2 separate regions of the Homo sapiens genome follow, and region 1 is linked to region 2. The links are chromatin loops, found by intact Hi-C in ENCODE. Cell type or tissue: psoas muscle. All regions are shown on one strand. Links, peaks and the distances in the headings refer to the core of each region. The heading gives the core; the rest is flanking DNA. Region 1 overlaps LOC105375070 (a long non-coding RNA gene). Region 2 overlaps RSPH9 (radial spoke head component 9).

Region 1 (15,892 bases), core at 4,642-12,641, 150 kb before region 2:
TGCGGCTCCCTGAGGACACAGCTTCATCTCCCCACTCAAGTTGGGGGCTGAGTGATAGAAGGAGGTGGTTTTCCTCGTCGTACTGGAAACTGGGAGCCAAACATAGAAGTTGAAGAAGACTAATTCCATGCCATGACCAGAAAGAACTCACTTTTTTTGGTCATGTAAGTGGATTATCTTTATTGAAAATAAAATAAAACCCTTACATACATTCTGGATATCAAATCAGTTTCAATTAGGTGTTCAAGCTCATTTACTCTGAAAACATCTTCATCTACCAGGAAAAAATAAATAAACAGTTAAAATTTCATCTCACTTGTTTTTCAAATTAGGTAATATATCCTCACAGTTCAAATATCAAAGTAATTATCCTTGAGAATTCTCACTCCCAGTACCCGCACCCCCCCCACCTTCCCATTCCCTCCACCACATGTAATCACTTACATTAGTTTCTTACGTATTTTTTCAGTGTTTGTTTATGCAAATACAAATAAACACTAGTGTTCTCCCCTCTTGGAGAGAACTTTCTGATAGCTAACTAGATGGCATCCAGTCAAAATCCCAGCTTTGTCTCCAGGCTGTGATGCTGACTCCTTTGGCTCTCACGTCCCTCTCCTGGGCTGGGGTGACAGCCACAGCCCTGCTTGCTGCGAGAAGGAGGAAGTGTATGTGACAGCCCAGCGTCTGCAAGCGCTCAGTACGTGCTTATTGGTTTGGGTTTCTTTTTTAAAGAAATCATCTGAACCCAATCTGTTTCCCATCCCCTTAAGTTTGGCTGAGCTGGCTTGTTGGCAAGTGGATTTGGAGAGAAGAGCTCTTTAAGTGAAGAGGGTGGGTTGTGAGTGGGAGACTGTAAGAAGTGGGGTGAGGCCATTGCAAATGTGGAGGCAAGTGGCACTCCTGAGGTCTGCGGGTTCTGAGAATCTCCCAGCAAGGAATCCTGGTCCTGGGAACAAAAGTCATGCCCATGTTTCCCTGGCAGCTCAAACCCTGCAGCCTCAGAGGCCAGGTTTAAAGCCCTATCTAAGGTACACAGCATTATCTCCATTCCTCCCCGTGGGGGAGCCCAGGCCTCCTGGAGGGCCTGGCTCCCACTGCTTCGTTAATATTTACCATAACTGGAAAACAGCAGGCACACACAGGCATGGGCTCCCTTCCCAGACAGAAATGTGCACTCAGCAAATCACCCCTGTGGATCCCCAGGAGCCCCTTCCACAGCTGGGCGGGCACCAGTAGAACAGACTAGACTGGTGACATCAAGTCTCTGCACACCCACTGGCAGCCCTGGCTCCTTCATGCAAGGGAGGACCAGTGAGACAGGTGACTGACCAAGACCCCACCATCCATACACGCGGCTGTTGAGCATTTGAAACATGGCTGGCCCAAATCAAGACATGCTCTGGTGTGGAATACATGCCACATTGTGAAGTGTTTGCATGAAAAATAATGTAAATTATCTCAACAAGTTTTCATATATTGATTGCAAGTTCACCTGTGCATTTTACTTTTTGATGAGGCTTCTAGAAAATTTTAAAATAGAGATATGGCTCACAGTATAGTTCTATGAGACAGCACTGACCCAGAGTGCTACGGGAAGTGTAGTTTGGAGGCTGCCCTTTGCCTTCTGCCTGGCGCAGGATATAATCACCACACCGGCTCCAGCTCCTAGAGCCTGTCCTGTTCTCTGAGAACAGGAGCCAGGTCTCCCTTCCCTCCTAATTTTCCCTGAGCGCCCAGACGTTTGGGAGCAGGGATAGGCGGCGATGTGAGGAGCCAGCCAGTCACGCTGTCTGCCAAGTCAGTGACAGGGTAGCGCAGGGAAGGCCAAGTCCCCAGCCCTGTGGCCACCATTATAAGCCTCCTCTGTGCTGATTAGTGATCAAATTAGAAGTTGCTCATTTCCTTCAGGTGGATTTTAGAGGAGGCATTGTTTCCTCAAGACTTAAGATTCAGGCATTCAACAAGGTGTAGATGAGAACACACCTGGGTTGGAAATGGCTTGGAATACTCAAAGATTACAAATTTTCACATAGAATTCACAAATAAATGTAGGAAAAGGCATGGCACAATGTCTGTCTTCTTCCGTCTTCCACTCAGCCTTGTCCCATCATTTTTTATTGTTTTTGTAGAGACGGGGGTCTCATTATGTCGTCCAGACTAGTGTCGAACTCCTAGCCTCAAGCGATCCTCCCCCTCGGCCTCCCAAAGTGCTAGGATTGCAGGCGTGAACCACTGCAACTGGCCAGCATTCCACCATTTTTAGACACACAACCCACCTAAGTCCCTTCCTCCTAGAAGAGCTCTTCTTGCAAAAGAAGGTCCCCCAAGTCCATTCTTTTCCAAGCTCAACATTCTAGTTCTTTACCCATTTCTCACGAAGCCTCCTTTACAATTATTTAACTCCCTGTGTGCTCCTTGAACAGACTCCACTGTGTCTCCCACCTTACTGTCCCCTAGCCGAACCCAGTTCCCCTCATTTGGACTTGCTGCTGCTGAGCCCAGGGGGCCAACCGCCTCTCTCATTCTGGATACGATATGTCCATTAACCCACCCTATAATTGCCTTGCTCTTCAGATTACTACACATCATTGCTGACACACAGGGAGTTGTCAAAATTCTCTAAGTCTTTTGCACTAGGTACATTTACCCTCTCTCATTATGTAGTTGGCATTTGGGACCTGGAAATGTCACCTGGTATCACTGTGTCCTCTATTCTTCCTTGTATCGTGGCCACCTGTCTTGGTTCTTCTGAGTCCTGATTCTCTCACTGATGGCTCGCTTTTCCACCCAGGGGGAACAGAATCACATCTAGGCCCTCGTCGGAATCATTAGCTAGTGGTGGGTCAAGTGCTCACCCCCACCACTCTTGGAAAGTGCTCTGGTCAAGGTACCAGTCCTACGATCAATCCTCAGTCCTCATTCCACTTGGCCTTTTGGCACCATTTGTCACATTTGGCCGCCCTCTTTTTTTTTTTTTTTTTTTTTTTTGAGATGCAGTCTTGCTCTGTTGCCCAGGCTGGAGTGCAGTGGCACCATCTCGGCTCACTGCAAGCTCCGCCTCCCAGGTTCACGCCATTCTCCTGCCTCAGCCTCCCAAGCAGCTGGGACTATAGGTGCCCACCACCACGCCCAGCTAATTTTTTGTATTTTTAGTAGAGATGGGGTTTCACTGTGTTAGCCAGGATGGTCTCGATCTCCTGACCTTGTGATCCCCCCGCCTCGGCCTCCCAAAGTGCTGGGATTACAGGTGTGAGCCACCGCACCTGGCCCACCCTCTCTTATGGAAAGGTTTTTTCACTTGATTTTCAAGTCATCACACTCTCTGGTTTTCCTCCTTCCTCCCTGGATGCTCCTCCTTAGCCTCCCCTGCTGGCTTTTTCCAGCTTCTCAACTCTTCAACACTGGGATGCCTCATGGCTTGTCCTTGGACCCTGGTCTTCCTTATTTTCATTTACTCTCTTTTCACACCATCAGCAAAAATATAGGGAAAAAGACCCCCTCAGACATTCAAAAATGGCCACAACTTCTATGAAATTTGGAAATTTGACAATACCTGTAAATATTAAACACACATACATTCTTTGGCTCAACAATTTCACCTCTGAGTATTTATTCTACAGAAACACATACATATCACATGTATCAACCACGTGGGAAGTGATATATAGACATACAACCCTGTTGACAACTCCCTGTGTGTCGGCAATGATGCATTATTCACTGTGGAAATCTTGATAAGAGACAAAGACTGGAGACTTTCGGAGGCTGGTTGAATCCATGATGAGGCATCTATACCACGGTGCTCCACCAGCATGAAAAGAATGAGGCAGCTTCACATGCACTGCTATGTAAAAATCTTCAAGACACATTGTTAGAGGAAAGGAAAGTTAGAGTTTTTAAATGGCAAGGAAAATATGCTACAGTTTGTTTTTTTAAAGGGTAGGTAGGTAGATTAGATTAGATAGATAGATAGATAGATAGATAGATAGACAGATAGATAGATAGATGATAAATGAAAAAGATTATATAGATCATAGATAATAGGTAGATGAAAAGATAGATGAAAAAGATTAGATGATAAATAGATAATAGATTAAAAATAGATGATAGATGATGATAGATATATAGAAAGACAGATTCATATAGAGGAACTGTTTGGCTAAGAGTGAAGGGTGAGAGGAAGACTTTTCATAGTATACCTTTTGTGCTTTTTGAATTTGATTCAATGGATATTTCTTATCTATTTCTCAACACTCCTATTTTTTCAGTTGACCTGACACAACTAGTTGTGGGGAGCCCATGCTGGCTCCTGGTGACCTCTTTCCTTTTCTATTGTCTTTTTTTTTTTTACATTTACTGATGTACCATAAAAAATATTACAAATGATACAATGAAGAGGTGCATAGGGCAAGGTATGTGGGGAGGGTCACGGAGCTTCCATGCCCTCCCTGGGCTGGCCACACTCCAGGAACCCCGTGTTCAGCTATCCGGAAGTTCTCCGAATGCTGTCCTTTTGGAGTTTTATGGAGGCTTCATTACGTAGGCATGACTGACAACTCCGTAGAAATATGATTGGACAAAAAGAGTATGATCTCACACTAACATACAGAGTAGGAACCCAGCAGGGCCTGTCTGTTTGGATTCTTCTTGGCCTCTCTGTGCAGCATTCTTTCCTCCAGAGGATGGGGCAGGACCCTCTCTGGAATAAGGGTCTTTTGACCTACAATCAGATTAGAGTCTTGCCTTGGGCAGGTAAAAGGAGGACAGGAGAAATTTAGAGAGCAAGATTCTGTAAGCACCCCAACATTATGACAACCATGTTATGACAACCATGTATCAAAGGCTATGTCTGTATCAAGATTGTATCAAAAGCTATGGGAATTATGAGCCAGGAACCATGGACAAAACCCTACACACACACACACACACACACACACAATCGTAATATCACAGGCCATTCCCTTGTTTTCAAACATGAATCCTTCACATCAAAAGAATGTACAACTCAAAACATACTGCCACATCTGCTCAGTTCTGGGAATTACTTTTAGTTTAAAAAAAAGAAACATACTGCCACATTGCGAGAATCCCATTCAGTCATTAGTAATTAGTCCAGTCAATCATTGTAAGGTACGAATATGTCTCCCAGGGGAGGCCACTCAGGCTTGTAGGCTTCCTTTCAATCTTGTCAGGTTCCAAAAGCATGAATGGTCTCAGCAAACATCGTTTTCACCTTTTGGGCATCTGTTATAATTGAGCTAAGCAATAATGTCGTCACTTGCTCTGAGTCTCTTTGAAGGTGTTAATGTAATGTTGGACTTCCCTCCATTTATAACCCATTTGTTCATTCCTTTACCCTCAGCTACTGTTTCTCCTTCTCTCCATTAATACCCAAACTTTTTCACCTTTGGAAGGGACATTAGAATCGCCACTGTGCTAGTCTAGTTTGCAGGCAGCAATACAAGCTTAGCAAGTACTTCCTCCTCAGTTCGCTCCCATTCAGATAGGGTAAAGTTACATAGGTGCAGAACTGGTGAGCTATTTTTACCACCAGGCAATATAGCTGCATTCACTCTTAGCCCCACTTTTGCTAGGTGGGGTAAAGGCACAACCCTCCCCCATTAGGCACTTAAGAATTCTGATGTAAGGTTTAAAAGCATAGTGACAGTGTCTTGCTTAGAAATCATCCCTGCTTCCAGCACTTTTGGTTGCAGCCCTGGTCCTAGAACCACTGCATCAGGCAGGGGAAAAAAATTTTTAAGGTGATTTGGGGAAGAAAAAATATATATAGTCGTTATACCAGTGTACTCCTCCCTTGGCAAGAATTGCATCGTCATACCAGCATCCTCCCTGCCCCATCTTCCCCAGATCAACCAGAAAAACAGAGAAAAACCCAGTGGGGACGCCTCTTCAGTCCCACTCATGTTGAGGTGAGCACGCACTTGTGAAGGCATGTAAGCCAGCCCTGCGTGCTTTCATCTCGACTTTGTCTTAGAAAACCAATTTTTATTTTTATTTCATTTATTTATTTTTGAGACAAAGTCTCACTCTGTCACCCAGGCTGGAGTGCAGTGGTGCAATCTCGGCCCACTGCAATCTCCGCCTCCTGAGTTCAAGCATTCTCCTGCCTCCTGCCTCAGCCCCTGGAGTAGCTGGGATTATAGGTGTGTGCCACTATGCCCAGCTAATTTTTTTATTTTTTGTATTTTTGTATTTTTTGTAGAGACGGTGTTTCGCCATGTTGGTCAGGCTGGTCTCGAGCTCCTGACCTAAGTGATCCACCCGCATCAGCCTCCCAAAGTGCTGGAATTACAGGTGTGAGCCACTGCTCCCGGCCAGCAACTGATGTTTTAATTGCCCATTCCACTTCTCTATCAAACTCTTACTCTGAGGAGGATAGCTATCTGCTCATTGCTGGATATTATGGGCTGTACACTGTGTTCCTTGGTCTGAAAAAAGGATGGTTGGCCATCCAAATCCATGCGATATTTTCTGTTCTGGTTTTTTTTTTTTTTTTTTATGGCACTCTAAAAATTTTCATCTTCCACCAGGTAAGCAAAGTCCACTCCAGAGCCAGTGTCTATTTCTGTCAAGACCCACTTGTAGCCCCTCAGGGTACCACTCACTTGCCAGCTTTCTTTAGGGCCTTCCCACCAGGGAAATGGCCACATAGCCATTGGCAGTCTCTGGCTCTCTTGCTGACAAACAGAACAGTCTTATTAGCAGTTTGTGCCGGAGAGGGTACAAAAGGAACATGTCTAGATCCAGCCCTTCTCTGCACCCCCATCTCTGCTCATTTCAAGGACCCAGGTGAACACCTCAAAGAAACAGAGATATCTGCTTGTCAATTCCAGTCACCTTGCAAACATGGAGAGGGGCTTTCTTAGTGGGCGTTGACATGTTCTACTTTAAGGCACCCCTCAGATTTCCACAGGGCCATGCCCCGTAAGGGCATTTCTTCAATAAGCCAGGTTTCTATTGCCCTTCTGCCTAACCATCTGGCCAGGCCATTGGCCAATGCCCATGAGTCGGTAAAAACCCAACCACAGGGGCTTCTGGCATCGTTCAATTCTTCCATCGCTGTTAGGAAAGCAGCATGTGATTCAGCCCACCAAGCTGATTAGTTTTTACCTTCTTGGATCATAGTAGCAGCCTTCCAAACAGGAGGTTGTCCATTTACCTTGGAACTGCCATCCACAAACCAAGCAGCTATTTGCTGGTCAGTTGAGAGCACTGTAGGATCCACAGCTCCTCACACAGTTCCACAGTCAGTCCTAGGGTGTAATGAGGCTCCCTGCTCATATCTCCTCCTTACATTCCTCAGGTTGCATGATTCTGTATAAGCCATTTCCATTTTATTATGGAACCCTCCTGGGCACTGCTGTCCTCATTAGAGTGTTTTTCTGACATCACCCGGGACAGCATGGATGTTTCAGGTGTCAAGATCATTTTATGTCCTTCAGACATGGGGTACCAAGGATACAATGAACAGATGCGTAAGACAAGGTATGCAGGAAGGACGTGGAGCTTCCATGCCCTCCCTGGGCGCACCGCCCTCCAGGAACGGCCATGTTTCCAGCTATCCAGAAGCTTCCCACTTTTCTAATGCTCACTAACTACTCCTTCCATAATCCACAAGGATCCTTGCCCAGGACTCTTTTTAAAACTCAGAACCACGTTTTTCCCTTCTCAAGGCCCCCGTGCTCTTGGCTTTCTCAGGTGGGACAAAGTGGCCCCAGCAGTCTGGTTCACAAGCTTCCTTTGTGCCCCAAGTGTTGTTTTATGGGGAGAGGCCCTTTGAACACCCCAGCAGCAGTGGAGAGGGGAGGGCCCATCCCACCTCCAGGGCTCCCTGGGCCTCTGTGTCATCTACTGCTGCCCTCTGGGTTTGCAGGCTGCTCTCCTGCCAGGGGGCAGCAAGGAGCCCTACTCTTCGTACACTCCCCACCCGTGCTGTGTCATCAGGCCCAACTGCAGCCTCTGGATCCCTTGATCTTGACTGGCTATGATCACAGCTAAACAAGCCTGGGTTGCCCCTAGCATCTTTCACAAACCTCTACCTATTTTTATCTTCCAGAAACTCTCTTTACAGGCCCGTAGTCCTGTCTCACATCTGTCCTTCCCTTCTCTGTTCAAGCCTCCTTAACACAGCAATTTGGCAAAGAGCTCTCCTGCCACACACTGATTTCTGTGGTCACCTCCCTTCTTCCTTCATTACTGGGACGCAGACTACCCTGTGTGGGATTGCACAGTGTCATGTACATTTTTGAGAGCTTCCCAGCCCTCTTGAGACAGCTATCCCACCCAGAGATTCGTGGCATGGAACCCTGCCTGTCTTTTTGCTGAAATATTGGCAGTCTGACTTTGGAAAGTCTGTTCCAGGCCCAAGTCTGTTCCAGGCCCTCCACAGCTCTCATCTGGATGGCTGCAAGAACCTCCTTGCTGGTCTCCCTGCTGCACTCTGAGCTTCTCACGGCCTCTCCCACCCACCCAATCTCTGTACCAGCATTGAGTAATATTTCTAAATTGCACAGCCAGCCCTGCCCCTGCACTGGCAGAAGCCAGGATAAATTGGTTAGACAAGGTTGACAGCATGACTTTCAAAGCCCACCGTGGCCTGGTTTCTTCCCCTCTCCACCTGCACCTCCTCTCTCTCTCTCTCTGTCTCTCTCTCTCCCCATCACTTAACTAAATATCTAATTGTGCTCACTTTCCTGGACATACTAGGTTATTTCACATGTCTATTTCTGCTTCTGCTCCTGCTGTCAATCTACCTAGGATGACGTTGCAACTGTTCTTGATACAGCTGCTCTAAAACTCACTCAGGAGCCACCTTTTCCAGGAACCCTTCCCTGAGCCCCCAAGTTAGGCCAACTCTGCTCCTCTGGTTTCTCTTTGCATCCTGAGCCTATCCTAGCTCTTACCACACAAGGCAGGCACTGCTCATCCTACCTAACAGTGATTCTGCTCCACCCTTTCTTCCTTGCCACCAGAACCTCACCTTTTCGGGTGACAATGTATCTAGGCCCAGAAGATGAGTCAAGCTTCATCTAAGACATCACCAGCATCCTGTTCCTATTTGCTAGTCCCTCAGTTTCCCAGCCTCCCTGAAGCATTTCCTCTCAGTTGTGCCCAATGATACATGAGAGGTCATTTTCAGAGGGGGTATCTGGGAAACACGTTTCTTCCCTGATAAAAATAGAGCCCCTTTCTCTCCTTGGCTTTTTTCTTTTCTGCCTTGAATATAATTATAGGAGTCACCATAGCAGCCATCTTGTGACCAGGAGGCAACAAGCATGGAGACAAAAATTAACACGTTGAAGATGGCAGAGCAGAAGGATAGAAAAAGGCTGAGTTTTGATAGCATCATTGATGTCATCCTTTCACCAAAGCTGGAACCCTCTGCCTCCAGACTTCCAGTGATGTGATATTGATCAATGTCTTTATTGCTCAAGCCACTGTCTGTTGGGTATTCTGTTGCTTGATACCAAATATATTCCCAACTGATGTGGGCTGTCATAAAAACAATCTTGGTATCTGCCTCCATGACTAGACTCCTTGAGGGCAGGAATGGTGTCTTATTTTTCTTAGTATTCCCAGAGCCTAACACAATGACTCAATAAATTATGGTTCGAAGGAATTAAACTGATGACTTCCCTTCCCTCTCGATTACAAATAACAGAACAGGTCCACTTTAAATTTTTTTTAATTTTTAAATTTTTTTTTTTTAGAGACAGGGTTGCACTATGTTGCCCAGGCTGGACTTGAACTCCTGGGTTTAAGTGGTTCTCTCACCTCAGCCTCCTGAGTAGCTGGGACTACAGGTGCACTCCATCAAGACCAGCTGGTTGCCTTTAGCCCAGGTTTGCCCTGTCACTGAAGCTTTTCCAACCAATCCCTCCTTCTTCCATTCACTTCCCCCACCCTCTGAAAGATTAAATGGTCCCCAGAGCCAGTTGAGAACAGTCCAGATGCTCTGCCCTAGCAAGTCCTCACAGGTGAGGTCCCCACCCGCTGTGTTGCCTTGGGCCAAGTGGTCATCGAGAAGGCGCCATCCACCTCCTCCTGCTGCCTCCATGGCTGGAGGACAGGACACACCCTGTTAGCCCTGATATCTGGATCCAGATTTCTGCTGTTCCAGAGAACCTCACCTTCACTCTCTTTAGGAATAGAACTTCCTTGAAGCCAAAAAGTTGGCTTTCAGAACAGGCCCCAGGCCTAGGCAAGTACAGACACCTGATTAACAAAGAGGCCATCTGGGTCAGCCACTCCCACTCCAACTGCCATACCTACCTGCCTTTCCTGAGCTTGGCTTGGGAAAATCTTAAGTTCCAGAAGGAACCACCACCCTGTGCCCTAGGTCTGCTCATTAAATATAGATCTAATTATTTATGGTACAAAATATACTTTTAAAACCTAATCAGTGTTGAGCACTTAAAGACTGATAGCATTTCGTATCGATTACTGGGGGCTCCAAATATGTGTACTAAATACTGAATGCAGAACTCAGCTTCTTATAAAACTTCACAGAAAGTATCACCCAAGGACAGCTCTCTGACTCGCCCACATTGACATTTGGTAACTGGCCTCGCCTAGGGACTCACCCATCACCCCTCAGTCCCCCTGTGAAGCCTTCAGACAGAGGCCCACCTCATGGAGGGCTCCAGCCGGGTGCTCTCCAATGTGCCTGCCCATTTCTGCTCCCACCAGCCAAATCAAGCATGTCCCAAAAGCCATTATTTCTGTCCCCAAACCTGTTTGCCAGTTGTGCTTGTTATTGTAAGTATGCAGTTTAATAAAATATGACACAAAACAATGAAATATGATGTGAAAAGAAAGAGTTTTCTTCTTTTCTTAAAAATCCAGGTTGAACACTTTGGAAGAGTTTGGTAACAGGAAACAGCTGAAAAAATTGCCATTGAGCAAGGCATAGAAGAGACAGACTATAAAGAATGGTGCTGGCGGGCAGGGTGGAGGGCCTATTCTGGAAGGAATCTACCCTTGATTGGTTCTTAAGAGCCAGGAAGTTCTCACTCCACTTTAAATAAACCAAAACCAGAACCCAAAGAAGTGAATATAATGGGTTAGTTTATGCCAGAAGACCATTCATGGCACAGGAGGGCCTGTGCCCAGGGGAAGGCTTCATTCATACATCAAAATGCTGGCACATGTTAGCACATCCATAGGGCTCCAATTAAAATGAAATCTTTACATTGTACAGGTTTTCTTTCTTTATGATCATTTGTCAAACTAACCAACTACAAGCCTTGATGGTATTGGATAGGAGGGCCTCACCGCACCAATTGTAAGTCCTGCAGCAAAGGCTTTATCACTGAGCCCCTGTTTCCTTGTGGATTTTCATCTGCCCCACCTCAGAGGACCGTGAAGATTACCGGGCGAGCGAAGCAGCCAGTAAAGTGCCTGTCGTTAGCAAGTATCAATTCTCCATTCCCATAAATGGTCTCACCATCCAGCCAATTAAGCAACTCAGAAATCTCGGAATCATCCCCAGCAGCTCCCTCTCCTTCCCTTCCGAACTCCTTCTACACCTCGCCCATCACCAAAACCCTGCCAAGTCTCCTGCTGAAAAACTCCTGATTATCCTTGGAGCTCCAGCCTCATAGAAGCTGCCCTGGACCAAGCCATCACCCTCTCTCGCCTGAGATCCCTACCTGGCCCTGCTGCTTTCACTCTCACCCCCGCCCCAGAATCCAGCCTCCTCCAGCAGCAAGAGGGATGTTTTAAAACATGACTGTAATCATGTCACTCCTTTGCTTAAAACTCTCTGGCAACTTTCAAACCTCCTTCGAATGACTGAGAAAGCCATACACACACACACACACACACACACACACACACACATACACAGCTGCACCCGCCACCTGTCAGTTCCTCAGAATGCACTCTGCTCCTTCGCACTTCAGGACCTTTGTACACACTGTCCCTGCAGCTTAGCACAGTCCTCACCCCTTCCTGGCTCGTTAACGCCTACTCATCCTGCAGGCCTCTACTTAAATGCCATTTTCTCAGAAATACTTTCCCTTTCACTTATACTAAAAATATTTATTCAGCACCTTCTAATGCCAGGCATTATTCTAGGTCATGTCTTGGGAAGACAATCATGAACAAGACAGACAAAATCCCTGCCCTTGCCAGGTGCAGTGGCTCATGCCTCTTCGTGAACAGAGTGCCGAAGCCAATGGCTCAGCACTTTGAGGGGCTGAAGTGGGGGGATCGCTTGAGGCAGGAGTTCAAGGCCAGCCTGGGCAATATAGCAAGACCCCATCTCTACAAAAAATACCAAAAAATTAGCCAGGCACAGTGGTGTGTGCCTATAGTCCCAGCCTTGGGAGGCTGAGACAGGAGGGTCCACTGAGCCCAGGAGGCTGCAGTGAGCTATGATCATACCACTGCACTCCAGCCTGGGAAACAGGGCAAGACTCTGTCTCTTAAATAAATAAATAAATAAACCCCTGCCCTCACAAAGATTACATCCTAGTGGGGAAGAAAGGGAATGAATAATTAAATAAATACTATTTTCAGATGGTGATAATAAAGGCATCTGATCACAATATGATTCATTTTATTATTAGAAGAAATAAATTATTACAAAAAATTCATATTTTTAGTCGCTTAAGGAAATTAGGTTTGAACAATATATCAAAGGCATTTATTTATACCAGTGACTGTTGAAATTTAGTTCTAGAATGTTGTTTCTGTTTGTACAATTTTTAAAATGTGACTGTGGCATGTTCCTTCAGTCAAAAAATAAAATAGAATACAGTGGCACCACTCATGGATACACACACATGAAGACACAGACATTTGAGTCGCTTTTGAGGTCACACACATTTGAGGTCAAAAGTGACATGTAGAGACATCACAGGCTCTCATGGGTATACATAAAAACACACCAGACACAAAACATGTCCCACACACACACACACACACACAGTCATTTGGAAACACACAGAGACAAGAGGCCAGGATGTTAGCACCACTACCCCTGACCTCCCTGGCACCTCCTACATCCCCACCTGCCAAGCTTGACCCTGACTGCTTGAGGCACCATTGCTGAAGGTGGCATGTCTCCCTCCTCCAAGGACATCTTCAGGCCCTAAATTCTGCCCCTACTACCAACAATTACCCAGCAACCTGAGCCCTGGCAGAGGCCGAGCTTAAATTAAAATAAAGACAGATCAAGGTACATTGAAATTTTGTGGTCATTCTCTACTGTGACCTCTACTCACCCCCAACCCCCAAGCCCAGTATCACACTCAATACCTATCCCATCACCACCATAGACCAACCCCACGCACCCCACACTCACCGAGTGCACACACTCCCACTGGCCCTGTATGGCATGTCACTACCTCTGCCCACAGACCCAGATCCCTCAGGTCTAAGACAGGTGTACTCACTGGAAATCCACAGGCACATGTAACCCCCATCCTCACATCCCCACACTCACACCCACAAGTCACACAGTCCTATGCAAGCCTGTCCCACAGTACATGCAGATGCAGATCAGCCATTAGACTTCTCAGAAGATGGGAACATATGGGGTGTGAACCCCACACCCACACATACCCAAGGTCCATGCACTGCCCTCTCTCCTCACCACTACCTGAAAGGTGTGACTCACTGCACTTACACCCAGAGCCAGCCATGCAGGACAAAGTGGTACCTCTCCACCCCCAGCCCCCAGCCAGCCTCCAAGCCTCCCCATCACCCACTGCCACCTGACACCACCTGCCACACTGCCCGAGAGCATCCAAGAAAAGGCCAAAGTCTTCAGAACAAGGTCCCTGCTGAGTGGGAGGGGGGTAAGTCACAGGACCTGAGGTGATGTCAGAGCATAAGGACATCAGAAACCTAGTAAAGGCTGAGCCCTGGGCAGAGGGCACAGCTGACCGCCTAGGCCTGTGTAGGCCTGGCACCCCTGGGGCACAGCTGGCCATGGCAGCACTCCACTTTAAATAAACCAAGGTCATCATGTGCCATTCTCTGCATGGGGCTGGGGCCTCCTTATCTCTCCCACCCACCCACCCCCAGCTTAAATCATCTGTCATCACACGTAAGTCAAATTTGCCCATTCACCAAACACAGGGAGACAGATGTAGAGGCAGTGTAGGCATGAGTCACTTCAGAGCCCCAGATGAAGGAGCCACATGCGCAGCATCATGTGTGCCACCACACTCGGCAATTTTTTTCTTTTCTTTTTCTTTCTTTCTTCTTTTTCTTTTTTTTTCTTTTTTTTTCTTTTTTTTTTTTTTTTTTCAGATAGGGGGTTCTCACTATGTCGCCCAGGCAAAAAATGAAGGAATTCTGACACAGGCTACAACATAAATGAACCTCAAGGACATCATGCTAAGTGAACTGAGCCAGTCACATAAAGACAAATACTGTATGATTCCACTTATTTGAGATACATGGGATAGTCAAATTCATAGTAACTGACCAGGGAATGGAGGACAGTGGGGCCTCCGCAGGAGTCTGCCCATTGCCACTGGACGCAGCGAAGGATCAGGGATGTCTCCCGCTTTTGCTCCAAGGCTTTTGGCTCCAGGGTGCCTCTGAGAGTAACAACGATGCCAAGGAACCAGCCAAAATAATCACATCAGAGAGACTGTGACGGAAGACAAGGCCAGCACTCTACAGAAGGCCTCATGGTCTTCTCTCTGATCCCCTGATACCAAGAGTGAACCAGGCAGCCAGCAAGGTGTAAGGAGAACAGACACAGAATGTCCTGGGCCCCTCTGTGGGAGCAGAACAGCCCTGAGAATCCATGATTCTGTGACTTGGGGCAGGGGACACAGAGGACAAAGAAAGGGGAGAGCAACAGCCCTCCTCCAGCCCCTCCTCTTGACCTGCCACCTCCACCTGAGTCCACACCTGGAGAAGTGACTGTTCACATGGACGAAGTGTGGCCAGATTCGAGGTTACAAACCTGCTGCCGCAGCTCACTCAGCCCTTGCCCCAGCCCAGCCCCAGGAGCCCTTCATGAAGGTCTGAGAACCAGCAGTTTCCCTTGCTAGGGGCCCCTGCAGGGCAGGGGGAGACGAAGACCCAGTGTGCAGCAGGATGCCGGAGAACAGGACTGATAGGGGCTCAGAGCTGCAACAGAAGAAACTGAGGGTGGCATGAGGAAGGACTGCCTGCACGACAAAAGACAATTTAATTTGATTAACAAATACTGGCTGAGTGCCAGCTCTGGATCAGGCACTGTGTTTAGGTGCTGGGCCATAAGAGATGTAGAAAATGTATTCTATGCCCCCAAAGAGCTGAGACTGTAACATCATAATAATGACAGCCAGCATCAGCACAGTGTTTATGAGGTGCTAAGCTCTGTCCTCAGTGCTTTTCATGTCATTTGATCCTTTCAACCAACCTTCTAAGCTAGATAACATTATTATTCCCATTTCAAAGATGGCAAAGACACGGAGGCGTATGAGAGTTGAGTAACCTGCCAAGGCTGCATAGCCACGAGCCAGGTTTGGAATCTGGCACTCTGGCTCCAGGGCCCTCGCTCCAGCCATGTTGCTCTCCATCCGCCTTCTGTATGGCAGTGGCAGGTCATCATGTGCCCATTCTCCGCATGGGGCTGGGGCCTCCTTATCTCTCCCACCTGCCCACCCCCAGCTTAAATCATCTGTTATCACACGTAGGTCAAATTCACCCATTCACCGAACACATGCTGAGCACCCACTACATGCCAGGCCCTATGCTGGTGCTGGCCCTTAACGAGTTCTTTGCCTGGTGGGTGACGTCATCCAGATAAACACAGGGAGACAGACGTAGAAGCAGTGTAGGTGTGAGTCACTTCAGAACCCCAGATGAAGGAGCCACATGCACAGCATCAAGAACTAGGGCCATTCATGAAAAGTATAAA
Region 2 (8,000 bases), core at 1-8,000:
CGTCCAGCTTGGGCCCCCAGCCCTCACAGGCACCTCTTTGTTCTCCCTCCACAGGTACCTGACGCGCTGGGCTCCTGGCTCCGTCAAGCCCATCTACAAAAAAGGCCCCCGCTGGAACAGGGTGCGCATGCCCGTGGGGTCACCCCTTCTGAGGGACAATGTCTGCTACTCAAGAACACCTTGGAAGCTGTATCACTGACAGAGAGCAGTGCTTCCAGAGTTCCTCCTGCACCTGTGCTGGGGAGTAGGAGGCCCACTCACAAGCCCTTGGCCACAACTATACTCCTGTCCCACCCCACCACGATGGCCTGGTCCCTCCAACATGCATGGACAGGGGACAGTGGGACTAACTTCAGTACCCTTGGCCTGCACAGTAGCAATGCTGGGAGCTAGAGGCAGGCAGGGCAGTTGGGTCCCTTGCCAGCTGCTATGGGGCTTAGGCCATGCTCAGTGCTGGGGACAGGAGTTTTGCCCAACGCAGTGTCATAAACTGGGTTCATGGGCTTACCCATTGGGTGTGCGCTCACTGCTTGGGAAGTGCAGGGGGTCCTGGGCACATTGCCAGCTGGGTGCTGAGCATTGAGTCACTGATCTCTTGTGATGGGGCCAATGAGTCAATTGAATTCATGGGCCAAACAGGTCCCATCCTCTTCATGACAGCTGTGAGCTCCTTACTGTGGGAGAGCTGCAGGGAGCCAAGGTGGGCTGCCTGACACACTTGCCGCTCTCGTGTGAATCCAAGAAACTGCGTTCCTCAAAGGGGCCCTGGTTGTCACCTTCTCCCACAGCCATTTCCACCCATCGTTGTCTAGAATCTCTTTCATTAGCACATTCCAACCCCTCTGCCACTTGGTTTAGAAATGAGCTCCCTGGCTCAGTGGGCCTTTCAGAATCTGGAACCAGACGGAGGTGGAGTTAAGAAGATAGGACAGAACAGGCAGGCCAAGTTCACTGAAGCTTAAGAAAATCATGTTTAGACTCTGTTTAAAAACATCCAGGCTGGCTCCCATTCTATAGCATGAAGGGCAAGTCCATGTTCTTCTCGCCAGTGCCCACGTAGACGTAGCCATAGTTCTTGGTGCGGGGAGCATGGTAGAAGGTGAGGCCCGGCCAGAGCAGGCTGCGCAGCACCACCAGGGCATTGCCCCTCTCCATCTGGATGCTCCAGGACCCTGAGATAAGACAGGCAGGAGGTGAGGCCTGGTGCTGCTGGAGCCACAGCTCTGCCCTTCATGCTGTGGCCCCTGGCTCCTTGGGCAGCCAGGCCCAGGTGCTATGGTTCCACTGGGGAGAGACCATTTAATTCTCCAGATGCTTTACTCCCTGATTGTCTTTTAGCCATTATTCTTTTCGTTTTAAGAGACATGGTCTCACTCTGTCACCCAGGCTGGAATGCAGTGGCGCAATCACAACTCAATGCAGTCTTGACTCCTGGGCTCAAGCAATCCTCCCACCTTAGCCTCCAGAGTAGCTGGGACCATGGGCATGCACCACCATACCCAGCTAACTTTTCTGATTTTTTGTAGAGATGGGGCCTCACTGTGTTGCCCAGGCTGGTCTCAAACTCCCGGGCTCAGGCGATCCTCCCACCTTGGCCTCCCAAAGTGCTGGGATTACAGATGTGAGCCACCACGCCCAGCCCTTTTAGCCATCTCACTGCTCATTAAAACCACTTTCAGAGGGAGGGCAAAGGAAATGAAAAGAGGCGAAACTCAAACCAGTCTGTTTTGTTCCTGTCAGCAAGTCTAGCTAAAGGTTGAGTGGGGGAGGAGGCTGAATCCAATCCACAGGCAGAGGGGAGTTGGGCTGGGCCAAGGGAGACACCAGCTCCTCCCACACTATACCTAGTGCAGTCACCAGTTCTAGTGTGGTTTGCCACTACTTGCCATTTTGCTGTGTCTTCCCCATTTCCTGAAGCCTCTCCTGAGTTGGATTAGACCAGACCAGGAAAGGAAGGCTCAAATAGAAATTTGGGCAGTTCAGGCCTCCTAGCTCAATGGCCCTTTCTGGCAGCTGGTAGACTGGGAGCCATCCTTGGTGGGAGGGGACTTGGGCTGCCCCTAATGAGCCTTTGTCCTAGGTTCTGCCCTGGTTTTTGTCTCCCCACACAGGAGCAGCCCAGCTCAGGGCTGAGTCGTGCAGCCATGAGGACTTGGCTGGAAGGGCCTGATTAAGCTCCAGAACCGAGGGAGGGAGCCACAGTGTGGGAGGAAGGAGCCTGGGAAAATCGCCTCTGGATGCAGATCTGGGGCTTCTATTCCCCTGCGCACTGAGGCCTCTCCCGGCCCAGCCACAGCCCTGCTCCAGGCCCTGCCAGAAAGGCAAATGCTTTGAAAGTTTTGGTGTTGGACCAGCCAGCCATGCGCTGAGAGCTTCTCTGAGGCCTTCATCAGCTGCCAGCTCAGCCTGGCTGCTTGGCTCCTGCTGCCCCAGCTTCCCACGGGCCACCTCCAACCATGGTTCACCCTAGTCACTCCACACCCTGCAGCCTCACAACTCAGTGCCCACCCACTGGGGGCCACCCTGCATCCAAGAAACCTGATTGCCAGGAACCCCTGACCCTCATGGCAGCTCATGCACCCTTACTCAGGGTGCAGCCGCCTGCCCAGGTCAAAACCAAAGTTTTCTGGGCGTATATAGTTTGGCTGTCCCTGGTCCTGCTCAGGGAGAAGCCAATCGCAAAGCTCACTTTAGCACCGTGCAGTGGCCAGCACCAAGTGCCATCGCCCATGCAAAGGATGACGTCAGCCCCCTCCAGCCCACACAGTGCCTGCTGGACAACATCAAGAAGAAAGTAGTGCCCCTGTGTTAGCGGGGCTCCGGCTGGAACACTGCCCCTGAGAAGGAGTATTTCCCCTGACTCTTAAAACTTTTCTCTGGGTGCTTGAGGTCCTCTGCCTCTCAGACCTGCCCTCAGAGTTTGAGAGTCCCTAGCCTGGTACTTTCCTGGTCATGCATCTCCAGAAAACAGATTGTTTAGGATTGATGAGGGTGGGGGTCCAACAGGACAGAGTGTTCCAACTCCACTGCTTCAGCCTTGGACAAGAAGCACAGACCCAGGGAGATCCGATTCCCTCACTTGGTCACCCCACCAGCCTAGAGTATCGTCAGGGACCAGGCTCCATAAAGACAGTCCCTCAGCCCCTTGAACTAAGACCAGACTGCCTCATCTCTATCTGCCTACTGAGGGAGGGCAGCTTGCAGCCTGCCTGGGCTAGGTGCTGCCCTGGAGAAAATGGAATCCTGGAGTCCTCCAACCTAGACCCTTGTCAGTTCATTGTTGCCAGCACCTTGGCATGCCTGGGCAAGGGCTTGGTCCTGCCCTGCCCTCACACCAGCCTGCCTGCCTAGGCTTTGGCCACCTCTTGCCTCCAGTAGATAATGCAGGGGGCGGGGGGCAGTGTTCTTGGACGAAGTGGCCTAGGCCTATCAGCAGGGGCTCCTACCCAGAGAGCAAGGAGAAACTGGCAGGGGAGCTAGGGAAATACAGTGCCCCCGCCTGGCAGGGGGCAGTGCTGCGCAGGCGGGAGGGTGCTGGTGGAGTACGGTAGCGGCATGTAGGGCCAGCCAGAAAACAGCACTGCCTCCCTCCCTCGCATTCCTGTCACACTCCTGTCCTCTCATCGTCCCTGGCTCAGCTGGTCGCCCGGGAAACACAGACTCAACGTGCCAGGAGTCACGTAGCATCTACCTGAAGAGCCAAGCACTTGCTGTCACCTTCACCCACTTTCTTACTGCAACTGCTGAACAGGCTGAGCCCAGCCAGCTGCTGTCACCGCCTCCAGGACTCGGGGAAAAGCCCCCTGCAGACTTGGTGCTGCAGGTTCACAGCCCCCGCTCTCTCTTCTCTCCCCAAATCCCTCCTGCCCCCTAGCAGCCACTCTTCTCCAGAAGCTGTGTTTTGAGGATGTGATGGGTACAGGTTGGTAAATCAGGAGGGGTTCCTCCTGGGTTTCCTGGGCCCACAGGGTCTCACCCACCTTGCTAGTATGGAAACCTCAGGCTAGGGCGTACTTACTCTAATTACATTCTCCTGCCATCCTGGAAGAAAGGCAGCTCTGGGATTAAGATCGAGGGACAGTAGGCCAGGCTGGGGACCAGGGCTGTCCAGGGGCAACAGATGGCTCAAACCCTCTCAGATGAGCACCAACAAAATTTTTGTCACATACAAAAAAAAAATGGCCATGGGTTCCCAGTGGGAGAGGCACCCCCATCCCCTACAAGGGCCACAAGAATCATATACCCCCTAGAGGCCTGAGGACAGAGGAGGAGGAGGAGGGAGAAACCTCTGGCTGCCAGACCCGTATCAAATCGAGTAGCAAAGGCAGGCCCCGTGGCCCAGAAGGCTGAACACTTGTCAGCCAGGCTTCCAAGGAACTGGGGCAGGAAGAGCCACCTGCGCACATCCCGAAGGGAAGGCTGACCCTGGGCACCATGTTCCCCCCCGCGCCCATGCCCGCCTCACTCGCCCCCTTCCCGGTCCTCAACCACCACCAGCAGCAGCTTTCAAAGGCTGCTTTCCAGGTAGGCAGGCAGGCGCGTTGCTGCCCTCTGCTGCCTGAACTGAGCATTGCTGCTGAGGAATTGCTTGGGAAGGAGCCCCAGCCTGTGTGCACCTGGCAATTCTGAGACCTTTGCACCAGCCCAGAGTGGAGCAAGGAGAGGAGCAGTGGCCCTCCAGCCCTCCTCCTTTACCTCCCAGGACACCGATGCTTGCAAGGCACCCTCTAGTTTACATTTCCCTTTCCCATCCTCTGTTTCATTTGATCTTCCCAAACCTCTGAGGCAAGGGAGGTGTTTTTCTTATTCCAAGGGCATCACAGGTGCCTGTTGTAGCTGCTCAGTGGCTATTTGCTGATATAGTGGATGTTCAGGGAGCATCGAATGGCAAGATACTACCTAGGAATCTAGGCTCCTGACCGGGCGTGCTGGCTCACGCCTGTAATCCCAGCACTTTGGGAGGCTGAGGTGGGCAGATCACCTGAGGTCAGGAGTTCGAGAGCAGCCTGGGCAACATGGTGAAACCTCATCTCTGCTAAAAATACAAAAATTAGGCGTGGTGACATGCGCCTGTAATCCCAGCTACTTGGGAGACGGAGGCAGGAGAATTGCTTGAACCCAGGAGGCAGAGGTTGTAATGAGCTGAGGTTCCAGCGAGACTCTGTCTCAAATATATGTATATATATGGCCTCCTGACCCACGGCTGCATCTATGCCACCTGGCTGCAGCCCAAGGTCAGAGAACTCTTAGTCATTACCCTGGATCCGGCAGGAGGATGGTCCTGCCACCCCAGAACCAGCTACCCACTCCCATGGAACTTTGCGGATCCCTGGACACGGCATGACAACTCATGAGGACAACAGCTCTCCCACTCCTCTCTTCAGCCAAGGTGTCTCTTGTCACTTTGGCCAAGGGACAAGATGCGGAGTCGTTGGCCTACCTCATGGACACAGAGCAGGAGTCCCAGGAACAGGGCCAACCAAAACCACACCTGCTCAGAAGCCACGTGAAGTCACCCTGAACAACTGCCTCAGACCCTGAAAGGAAACAGTTATCCTAACTGGCCAGAAAACAGCTGCCAAATCCCATCCCTCCAGCCAGTCCTGGTGTCCCAGGGAACTCTTCCTTGGGATTTTGGCCCCAATTAGCAGCCCAGCCCAGCTGCTGCCTGCCTGGCAGGGGAGCCTCCAAGCAGCTCAGACTGCTCTTTTCCTAGCTGATAAGGAAAGGGGACCGGGGAGGAAAATCAGAGCTGTCCGCTCTCCTGTGACCATCCACACTTCCACTCCATCGCCATGACCCTCATCGAACCATCGTGAGAAAAAGGTGGGCCTAGGCTGGGCACGGTGGCTTATGCCTGTAATCCCAGCACTTTGGGAGGCTGAGGTGGGTGGATCCCTTGAGCTGAGTTGTTCAAGACCAGCCTGGGCAACACGGTGAAACCTCATCTCTACAAAAAATACAAAAACTAGCCAGGCATGGTGGTCCACACCTGTAGTCCCAGCTACTCGGGAGGCTGAGGCAGGAGGATCACTTAATCCTGGGAGGCGGAGGTTGCAGTGAGCCAAGATCATCCCACTGGCCACTGCACTCCAGCCAGGGCAACAGAGTGAGACCCTGTCAAATTAAAAAAAAAAGAAAGAAAGAAAGAAAGAAAAACTGGTAGTAGTGGCTCTGGGAGGAAGGACCTGAAGAGTATGGGGAGGTTTCCCAAGGTAAGGCCAGGAGCATCCCTCCCCTGAGGCCCACATGCCCAGGAAATGCCAGGAGTCCTCAGCTTCCAAGGTTCCAGCTCATAAAGCAACATGGTGGGGTGGACTGGGAAGTGAAGCCAGCAGCTGATCCTGCAGCCCTGAGGTCACCATCAGGGCAGGATGCCTAGGGCCTTGGGTCACTGCAGCTCACCCACCTGCCAGGCCCAGATGCCACACCTCCCATAGGCCTGATGAATTCACTTGCCAACTGGACACATCAGAGTGGCTCACCAGGCTGGAATGCAATGGTGGCCAATCACAAGTAACCTCAAACTCCTAAGCTCAAGCGATTCTGCCACCTTGGCCTCCCAAAGCACTGGAATTATAGGCATGGGCCACCTTGCCCAGCCCCAACCCCAGCAGCCTTTAGGAAGACTCCAAAGCTCCACATTTTACTTCTCCTGTTGCAAGGAAAGACAGCTGCCTCCAGGGTCCACCTTACCCGAGACAGCAGAGGGCAGATAGGGCTGATGGTGTTCCCTTAGGAAGACTTTGCTGGGCCCCACCCCATCTAGCTGGCTTTGGTCTTGGCTGCAGAAGCTCTATCACCCTCTTCACCCCTCTTGCTGCACAGTGGATGAGGCTCCACGGGCAAAGCAGCACTACTGCACCAGCCCCTCTCACCCAGCACAAAGGAGAGTTTCATCTTCTGATTCTGGAGCATCCAGCTGCAGGTAAGAAGGCTGCAAAGGGCTTGCCAGACACACCCTGAATCAGGGGACAGGGCTGCTGCCCTCAGATTAGGGGAATGAAGAGGACTTCTGTAGGCCCACCCCTCAGCCCCTGGCTCTGAGGTTCCATCACCACCGCCGTTCCAGGCTCCCTTTGTCAACGAGGGACGTACAGCACCCTCAGCCTCCTGACAAGTCTGGGAGCAGAGATGGAGGAGATGAGGGGAGTCTGAGAAGTATGTCTGATGGGCGAGAAATGCCCCAACCCCTATAGACCCTCTTCATATCCCCCTACTTGTCCGGAGACCCTCCTCTCTGTCACTACAGCACTGGCCCTGCTCAGAGTAGCTTGACTCAGATGTTCCTGTATGATGGAAGCCCAAATGGCCACTCCTTGGTGGCAGCTCCTACCCACTCAGAACCATTGCCTGGCCCCTGGGGCACTGCAGTAGCCCTGAAATGGCCTCATGATTCCTGGTTTGCCTTGCCCTGTCTCGCTCCACCTGTGTACCACTGCCTTATTGTCACAGACCTGCTCACAAGCCACCAGCAGCTTCTACTGCCTTGGCCTTCTAGGCCCTCCTAGGCCTGCCCCAACTCATCTCTAAGGACTTTCTGCCACTAAAAAAATTAATAATAAGGCCAGGTGCAGTGGCTCACGCCTGTAGTCCCAGCTACTCAGGAGGCTGAGACAGTAGAATCACTCAAACCCGGGAGGCAGAGGCTGCAGTGAGCTGAGATCATGCCACTGCACTCCAGCCTGGGCGAGAAACTCCGTCTCAAATAAATAAACTCTGTCTCAAAATAATCATCATCATCATCATCATCATCACAGGTTTACTTTGATATATTGCTCTTCACAAACACTGCAGTTTTTATAAATTGAAGGTTTGCATGTGTAAAGCCAGTATATCAGTGCCATTTTTCCAACAGCATATGCTCACTTTGTATCTCTGTGTCACATTTTGGTAGTTTTCACAATTTTTCAAACTCTTTTTTTTTTTTTTTCGAGACATTCTCATTCTGTCACCCAGGCTGGAGTGCAGTGGCGTGATCTCGGCTCACTGCCACCTCT

Evidence for each region. Hi-C counts contacts between places; a loop is a spot of excess contacts. Peaks named below come from ENCODE experiments on the same cell type or tissue, not always from the same donor. Only the 100,000 strongest peaks of a DNase experiment are listed, where the experiment ranks them.
Region 1: it touches region 2 in a loop (2.2-fold over the local background); 4 of 110 quality-filtered maps call a loop at or near these places.

The regions. Positions count from the first base shown.
Region 1 is chr6:43,809,399-43,825,290 of GRCh38, reverse strand. The region is part of intron 1 of LOC105375070 (a long non-coding RNA gene); the gene reads right to left. Among named protein-coding and RNA genes, the nearest start is that of LINC02537, 35 kb to the left of the region's middle. RefSeq lists enhancers at 7,958-8,017, 8,138-8,187. In psoas muscle, for the core only: a CTCF peak has its summit at 7,893; DNase peaks (open chromatin) are centred at 7,930 and 11,890.
Region 2 is chr6:43,663,961-43,671,960 of GRCh38, reverse strand. RSPH9 (radial spoke head component 9) reads right to left here. Exons shown (of 5, transcript NM_152732.5): 5 at 1-1,172. The coding sequence ends at 1,012. MRPS18A (mitochondrial ribosomal protein S18A) reads left to right here. Exons shown (of 6, transcript NM_018135.4): 6 at 55-759. The coding sequence ends at 199. Among named protein-coding and RNA genes, the nearest start is that of MRPS18A, 20 kb to the left of the region's middle. RefSeq lists enhancers at 1-468, 3,075-3,234, 3,325-3,414, 4,035-4,184, 4,805-4,874 and a silencer at 1,661-1,900. In psoas muscle, for the core only: CTCF peaks have their summits at 3,515 (motif pointing left) and 4,557 (motif pointing left); DNase peaks (open chromatin) are centred at 2,320, 2,720, 3,520 and 4,540; H3K4me3 peaks cover 1,740 bases; H3K27ac peaks cover 4,269 bases.